Regions from separate parts of the Homo sapiens genome. Here region 2 is linked to region 1. Evidence: read pairs that join two places in POLR2A ChIA-PET (ENCODE). Cell type or tissue: HCT116. All regions are shown on one strand. Each heading gives the region's core, and the rest is flanking DNA. Links, peaks and the distances in the headings are about the cores only. Region 1 overlaps KIF3B (kinesin family member 3B). Region 2 overlaps ASXL1 (ASXL transcriptional regulator 1).

The links. Peaks named below come from ENCODE experiments on the same cell type or tissue, not always from the same donor. Only the 100,000 strongest peaks of a DNase experiment are listed, where the experiment ranks them.
Region 2: POLR2A ChIA-PET joins it to region 1 with 5 read pairs; 5 of 35 experiments call an interaction of 5 or more read pairs at or near these places.

What each region holds. Positions count from the first base shown.
Region 1 is chr20:32,323,583-32,327,977 of GRCh38, reverse strand. It overlaps KIF3B (kinesin family member 3B), which reads right to left. Exons shown (of 9, transcript NM_004798.4): 6 at 1,094-1,207; 7 at 317-422. Among named protein-coding and RNA genes, the nearest start is that of ASXL1, 33 kb to the left of the region's middle. RefSeq lists an enhancer at 451-1,650. In HCT116, for the core only: no CTCF peak of the experiment used is centred there; a DNase peak (open chromatin) is centred at 1,907; H3K27ac peaks cover 1,215 bases.
Region 2 is chr20:32,402,668-32,407,062 of GRCh38, reverse strand. All of the region lies in intron 4 of ASXL1 (ASXL transcriptional regulator 1), which reads right to left. Among named protein-coding and RNA genes, the nearest start is that of ASXL1, 47 kb to the right of the region's middle. In HCT116, for the core only: no CTCF peak of the experiment used is centred there; no DNase peak of the experiment used is centred there.

The sequences.
Region 1 (4,395 bases), core at 320-4,319:
AGGCACACACCACCACACCTGGCTAATTTTTGTATTTTTAGTAGAGTTAGGGTTTCGCCACATTGCCCAGGCTGGTCTCAAACTCCTGGGAATCAACCAATCTGCCCACCTTGGACTCTCAAACTGCTGGGATTACAAGTGTGAGCTACTGTGCTCGGCTTATTTATTTATTATTTGTTATAATTGTTATTGGTATAAATGTCTTCAAGTACCTCTGGAAAGAAGGTATGAACTCTGAGTGGAATAGTATCTAAGGGCTTACACAAATCTAGACTCCAAAAGAGACAGGAGAAAAACCCAAGAAGGATCTTCTCACCCTATATCGGGCCTCTGGACGAATCATCATGGACATTCTTGCGTGCTGGCTCAATGGTCTCTTATATCCCACGGCTGAGACTGGCCGCTTCATCATCTGCTGGTTCCTGGAAATGAACTGCAGTGTTAAAGCCCTGGCTGGAGTCCTGTGGAACCAGCACTCGGAAGACACTGACAGAACCTGAAGCAAGTAACTCCCTGGACTGCAGGCTGACGTAAGTGGGACGGGAAATGCTTCTGTTTTCTGCTTGAGTTGCTTTCTGATTCAGAGCATCATGCATCTTTTAAGCCAGAAGAGATTTTTAATCATCACCCAGTTCTTAGACAGCATTCACAAAGCATAGCTGTCAACACCCCCCACCTCTGCATCCCTGCCAGGTGTCTCCCATCTTTCCAGCAGCACCCAGACTTAGCATGAGAATCCTTCTCAACACTGTGGGTCAGAATGACACACAAAGATAACAGCTCTGAATTGCCCCTTACGTGACCTAGCATACTTCACTTCACAGCTGGAGAAACAGAAATGCAGGAACTTTGGAAAGGTCACTTGCTCACTCACTAGTGACAAAGTCTCCCAATTCCTAAAACCACACTCATGATCAAACTTTTACCTGGTGGATCTATGGCAGCTAGAAAATCAGTAATGCAGTGGGTTTTGAGTTTAAATAAGCCAAACTGTGTTCTTATCAAACCCCTTTGTTGACCAGAGGGCTCTTGTTATCAACATTCTTTTCCTCCCTCATACTTGAAAATATACTTGAAGTTAATAGTGACTTACTCCAGTCTGGTTATAGGATGTAGTTTCCAATGATCTTCCTCTTCATCAAAGAAGGCTCTATTCATAATTTTACTTTTTTCTTCCAGAGGGATAAAGTTTTCTATAATAAGATGCCTGTAAGAGCACACATAACAGGTGAAAACAGATACAGAATACATATGAAGTGTCAGCTATCTGGTCTCATGCATGGTGAGTAATCAGGTAAGAGTCAAGGCACATAGCAAACATTTACTCAGCAAGTACGATGGGCCTAACATCATACAAAGAGCTGAGATACAGACACAAATGACATCTGGCTCCTGCCTGAAACAAAGGGTAATGGTGCAGCCCTGTTAGGTATAATAGGTACTGACAGTGGTCTGTCTTAGAAATATGGAGAGGTCACTTCTGCCTGGGAAGGGGCAGGATGTGAACAGGCTCAAGAGGGAGGTGACCCCTGGGCTATATTGGAGTGAACATTTGCTACCTGAAGTATCTTTCAGAGGGCCACTGGTGCTGATAACCAAGGTCATTAACTTCCAAAATGCCAAAAACAGAAGAAATTAAACTGCCTTACTCCAATCCCATGGCTCGTTGTCCAAGCTGGAAAATTTCCCATTCTAACTGACCAGGATAAAAAGCAGGACTAAGTGGATTTCAGCCCCTGAGAATGAAGACCATTCCTACTAACAGTCTCTGTCTGACAAGTGCCCAGGAAACACATCAAACAAGGAAACTGGAACCCACTGGTGGTGTCTCTCTATGGTGATGACTGTCTCCCATTATATCTCTGCCTTTACTCTTCTAAAGCCTCAGGACAAAACAATGCCAAAAGGAAATGAACATGGAAGGGACACAAAGCAAACAGCACAGAGGTATAGGGTACTGTGAGAAAGAGGCTGACTCACTGTTTACTCAAAAGATATAAAAAGAGATATAGGCCAGGCACGGTGGCTCATGTCTGTAATCCTAACACTTTGGGAGGCCGAGCCAGTGGATTGCCTGAGGTCAGGAGTTCGAGAACAGCCTGGCCAACATGGCGAAACTCTGTCTCTACTAAAAATACAAAAATTAGCTGTGTGTGGTAGTAGGCACCTATAATCCCAGCTACTCAGGAGGCTGAGACAGGAGAATCACTTGAACCCAGAGGGCAGAGGTTGCAGTGAGCCGAGATCACACCACTGCACTCTGGCCTGGGCCAAAGAGCAAAACTCTGTCTCAAAAAAAAAAAAAAAAAAAAAAAAAAAAAAGAGAGAGAGAGAGAGATAATAATGAAAATAGACTCCTTAGAAAAAAAAATATTTTGGGGAGCTAAAATTTTCTCTTTGACATTTCAGAAACTATTTTTTATAACACATATTTGGCTTTCTTCTGGTTACAATGATTCTATTTATTCATTAGAAAATGTAAAAAACAGGCCAGGCCCAGTGGCTCACACCTGTAATCTCAGTGCTTCGGGAGGCCGAGGTGGGTGGATCACCTGAGGTCAGGAGTTCGAGACCAGCCTGATAAACATGGCAAAACCCTGTCTCTACTAAAAATATAAAAATTAGCCGTGCGTGGTTGACCTGCACCTGTAATCCCAGCTACTTGGGAGGCTGAGGCATGAAATTCACTTGAACCTGGGAGGCAGAGGTTGCAGTGAGCCAAGATCGTGCCACCGCACTCCAATCCGGGTGACAGAGCAATACTCTGTCTCAAACAACAACAACAACAAAAAGAAAATGTAAAAAACATAATCACCCACAATTTCACTATCCAGAGATAACTATTATTATTATGTTGGTATATTTTGTCCTGATCTTTTTCTAGATGTACATACCTGCAAAGAGGACTGACCGACACACACATTTAATTAATTAATTAGTTTTTCTGGAGACAGAGTCTCACTTTGTCGCCCAGGCTGGAGTAAAGTGGCGCAATCTCAGCCCACTGCAACCTTCGTCTCCCAGGTTCAAGCGATTCTCGTGCCTCAGCCCCCGGAGTAGCTGAGACTATAGACACATGTCTCCATGCCCAGCTAATTTTTTTGTATTTTTAGTAGAGACAGGGTTTCACCATGTTGCCCAGGCTGGTCTTGAGCTCCTGAGCTCAGGCAATTTGCCCACCTCAGCCTCCAAAAGTGCTGGGATTATAGGCATGAGCCACCGCACCTTGCCTACATTTAATTTTAAGGGCTCTTTTCCAAATTTAAAATTTGATCATTAAAAGAATCCCTTTGAAAACTTCTTCTTTGGCCAGGCATGGTCATTTTGTAACCCCACTAATGAAATAATGGATCCAGACAAAGATCATCTGTTGGCTGAAACTATTAGCTCCACATTTCTCAGGCCAGGCTGCACATTAACGTTACCTACAGAGTTTTGAAAAATATCTTGCCCAGACCTCATGAGAGACCAAGAGTTCTCAAAGTGCATTCACCAAACCAGCAGAAGCAATACCTGGAACCTACTAGAAATGAACATTCTCAGGCCCTGCCCCAGCCTTTCTGAATCAGACTCCGGGTGTGATACCCAGCAATCTGTGTTTAACAATCCCTTCAGGTAATTCTGATGCCTGCTAAAGTTTAAGGACTACTGCCCTAGACCAATTAAATCAGAATCTCTGAGGTGGGGCTCAGACATCATTAATTTTTAAAACTTCTCAGTTTGTAGCCAAGGTTGGGAACCCGTGCTTCAGAGATAGCTTTCAGTTAGAGCTAAATAAAGGGGATAGAGATACAAGTTAATTGACACCATGAAGAAAGAGACCAACAAATCCAGAATGTAGTATATTTCTTCTTTTTTTTTTTTCTTTTGAGTTGGTGTCTCACTCGGTCACCCAGACTGGAATGCAGTGGCATAATCTTGGCTCACTGCAGCCTTGAACTCCTGGGCTCAAGCAATCCTCCTGCCTCAGCTTCCCAAGTAGCTGGAACTACAGGCACATGCCACCACTCCCGCCTACAATGTGGGATATTTCTACAGGCTATCTGATTCAGTCTTTTCAACAAGTCAACTATGAAAAATATGTATATATATACTTTTTGAGATGGAGTTTCGCTCTTGTTGCCCCAGCTGGAGTGCAGTGGCACAATCTTGGCTCACTGCAACCTCCGCCTTCCAGGTTCAAGCAATTTTCCTGCCTCAGCCTCCCGAGTAGTTGAGATTACAGGCGCCCGCCACCACACCCAGCTAATTCTTGTATTTTTAGTAGAGATGGGGGTTTCACCATCTTGGCCAGGCTGGTCTTGAACTCCTGACCTCATGATCCACCTGCCTCAGCCTCCCAAAGTGCTGGGATTACAGGTACGAGCCACCATGCTCGGCTGAAAAATATTTTTA
Region 2 (4,395 bases), core at 79-4,078, 79 kb before region 1:
CCTATATATTTCAATTCTATAAACCTAAAACAAAAAGACAAACCAATCTTTTTAAATGGGAAGAGCTGCCCTTCTCTTCCCCCAAACTAGTCTTCCCTTCCATTACATGGTACACAGCAAGGTAGGCATCCATACAAAAGTGGAGGCCTGAGGCTAGGTAGACAAGAGTAGAGAGTCAGAGCCTGAGTGGAGCACAGAAGGTATCTGTGTGTATCTGAGTGTGGTATGACGTGAGAGTTGGAGATCAAGATGAGTGAAATGCCCAAACAGGGAATGACAAAGGACAGAGTATTGAAGCCCACGCGGGTTGAGAAGGGCATGTATATGGGAGAACACCCTGATGTGACTGGTCAGAGCTTGAGTGAACTCATCCATGGGATGAGAGTGGAGCCAACCCAACACAGGGTGTTGGAGTCCAAGCAAAGTAAAGAGGACATCTGCATGAAGAAAGGGCTGCAACAGTGAAGAGTGGGTGATTAAATAATTAGGTAAATATATTAGGGAATAGATTTGAGACAGGGTCTCACTCAGTAGCTCTGGCTGGAGTGCAGTGGTGCAATCTCGGCTCGCTGTAGCCTTGACCTCCTGGGCTCAAGTGATCCTCCCACCTCAGCCTCCTGAGTAGCTGGGACTACAGGCATGTGCCACCACACCTGGCTAACTTTTTTTTTTTTCCCCATATAGATGGGGTTTTGACATGTTGCCCAGGCTGATCTAGAACGCCTGTGTTCAAGCAATCCACCCGCCTCAGCCTCCCAAAGTGCTGGGATTACAGGTGTAAGCCACTGCGCCCAGCCCAGATTTATTATTGTTGGAAAAAGGACTTATACATATGGAAAGGGAAAAAACTAGAATGACTGGATTAGAACTTGTATTATTGGGGTAAGCTCATAGTTTTCAACATATTTAGATAAAGACAGATATAAATATAGATTGAGTGAACATATGTGTATGTATGTAAATATACCCATATATTCCTTAGCCCCTTCCCACTGAAAGGAACTGGGATCACCAACACTCCAACAGCAGCAAACATTTAGAAACTAGATCTTGGCTTCTAACTATGACTGTATATATTACTATTAATTTTTTTTTGAGACATTGCACTCCAAGCCTGGGCAAGAGGAGCAAAACCCCATCTCAAAAAAAAAGGGGTGGGGGTAAAAAGGAGCTTTATAGTGATGAAGGATGGCAGATGCTACCTTAACCAAGTGATCAAAGAGATAATCAATAATAGGAAAAAACTGAAATAAAGAGCTACCTGACAGGACACACTAAGAACCTAGCATCACTTCTCTGCTATACCTGACAAAGATGCAAAACCTGAATCCAATTATGAGAAAATTCAAACTAAAAAAGATTCCACAAAATAACTGGTCTGTAGTCTTCAAAGGAGTCAAGGTCACGAAAATCAAAGAAAGATTAAAGAACTGTTCTAGAATGAAGGAGACCAAAGACATATGACAACTCCATGCAACACATAATTCTGACCTAGATACTTTGGACAAAAAGGACATTACATGGACAATTAGCTAAACTTTAATGAAATCTGAAGATTAGATGGTAATAATGACTCAGTGTAATTTTCTGAATTTTATGAATGTATTGTGGACAGGTAGCAAGGAGAATGTCATTAACTTTAAGGCAAATATACTAAAACATTAATACTAAAGTATTAAGGGTAGGGCCAGGTGCGGTGGTGCATGCCTATAATCCCAACACTTTGGGAGGCTGAGGCAAGAGGATCGCTTGAGCCCAGAAGTTCAAAAAATTAAAATTAAAAAAATTAGCCAGGCATGGTGGCACACACTTGTCCCAGCTACTCAGGAGGCTGAGGCAGGAGGATCGTTTATGCCCTGGAGTGAGCTATGATAGTACCACTGCACTCCAGTCTGTACAACAGAGTGACAGACCCTGTCTCAAAAAATAAATAAAAATAGTAAGGAACAACAGGGCTCTAAAATGGGTCAGGAAAAAATAAAGTTCTTTGTACTGTACTTAGAACTTTATGAAAGCTTAAAATTGCTACAAAATAAAAACTTTTTTTAAATGGGCAAAACTAATAGAAAATTCACGCAGGAAGATGATAAAATGGTCAGTAAGCATATGAAAAGGAATTCATCATCAAGGAAATGCAAACTAAAACAATAAGATGTGAAAAGAAAGCATAATTATTTATATCAATGCAGAAACTTTGACAAAATTCAACAAATACATTCATGATAAAAACTCTCAGTAAACTAGGAATAGAAGAAAACGTCCTCAACTTGATAAAGACCATCTATAAAATGTCTATAACTAACATCATACTAGTGGTGAAAGACTAAAGGCTTTCTATCTGAAAGCGGGAATAAGGCAAGAATGTCCACACTAAGCACTCATATTCGACACAGCAAACAAGTCCCAGCTAGTCAATCAAGCAAGAAAAGGAAATAAAAGGTACACATATCAGAAAGGAATATATTAAACCGGCCCTATTAACAGATGATATGATGGTCTAACAGAGAAAATCCCAAAGATTCTAGGAGAAAAACTTGTAGAACTAATAAGTGAGTTTATAAAGGTCACAGAATACAGATCAACACACTAACATCAATAATGTCTATATATTAGCAATCAGCAATTAGAAACAAAAATTAAAAGCACAATTTCATTTATAATAGTTTACCAAAAAAAACTAGGTATATATCTAACAAAACTGTACAAAATATGCATGCTAAAACCTATGAAATGCTGATAAAAATACCAAAGATGACCTAAATACATTGTTAAGTAAAGGAAGAGGCACAGAAAGATAAATATCACATGTTGTCACTCCTATGTGGGAGCTAAAAGAGTTGATCTCGTGGAGGCAGAGAGTAAAATGATCGTTACCAGAGCTGGGAAGGGGGCAGGGAGATAAAGAGGGGTTGGTCAATGGGTACAAACATACAGTTAGATAGAAGAAATTAGTTCCAGGGTTCAACAGCACAGTATGGTGACTGTAGTTAACTATAATTTGTTTATATTTCAAAATACCTAGAAGGGAAGAGTTGAAAAATTCCCAACATAAAGAAATGATAAATATTTGAGGTGATGGATAGCCTAAATACCTTGCTTTGATCATTATACACTGCATACCTGTATCAAAATATCACATGCACCCCATAAATATGTACAATTATTATGTACCTTTAAAAAAAAAAGACAACCTAAATAAATGTAAAAAAACATACTATATCCATGAACTGGAAGACAACATGGCCAAGATGTCACTTCTCCCCAAACTAACCAATGGGTTTAATGCATTTACTATTGAAACTCCACCAAAACTTTATTGTAGATAATATGATTCTAAAATTCATACACAGCTGACTGTGGTGGCTCATGCCTTTAATCCCAGCACTTTGGGAGGCTGAGGCAGGAAGATCACTTGAGCCCAGGTGTTTGAGACCAACATGGGCAACAGGGTGACACCCCAGCACTACAAAAAAAGTAAAAATTAGCTGGGAGTGGTGGTGTACATCTGTAGTCCCAGCTACCCGGAAGGCTGAGGCAGGAGGATCCCTTGAGCCCAGGAATTCCAGGCAGCAGTGAACTATGATCATACCACCACACCCCAGCCCGGGCAAAACACTGAGGCTGTCTCAAGAAAATAAATAATAAATAAATAAAATTTCCATGTAAAGACAAAGAAACCAGAATAGCTGAAACAACTCTGAAAAAGAAAAACGAAGGTGGAGGAATAACACTACCTGATTTTAGGACTTACTATACAGCTACATTACAGTAATCAAGACAGTACGGTATTGACAGAGGAACAGATGCGTAGGTCAATGAGCCAGAACAGTGTGCGTAGGAATAGAACTTTTCACAAAATATGGCCAACTGACTTTTGCTAGAGGTGAGAAAGCAATTCAATAAATAAAGAATAATCATTTTAAGCAAATGGTTTTGGAATAATTGGTCCCCCAAAAAGGAAAATGAACATTGATGTAACCTTATGCTTAATTTAAAAATTAATTCAAATGCAATCACAGACTTAAATGTAAAGCATACAACTTTTAGAAAAAAAGAGAAAATTTTGTTAGCCAAAGAGTGCTTAGATATGACACCAAAAAAAACTATAAAATTTAAAAATAGATAAATTAGACTTCATAAGAATTCAAACCTTTTGCTCTATGAAGCACACTCTTAGGCAAATTAAAAGATTAGGAGAAAATATTTGCAAATCACGTATCCAACAAATAACTTGTGTCTAGAACACTCAACAGTAAGAAAAAATCCAATTTGAAAATAGAAAAGTCTTGAACATAAACTACACCAAAGAGAATATTCAAATGGAACCTAAGGAGATGAAAAGATATTCAACATCATTAGCCACTACGGAAATGCAAATTTAAGGCATGAGATACT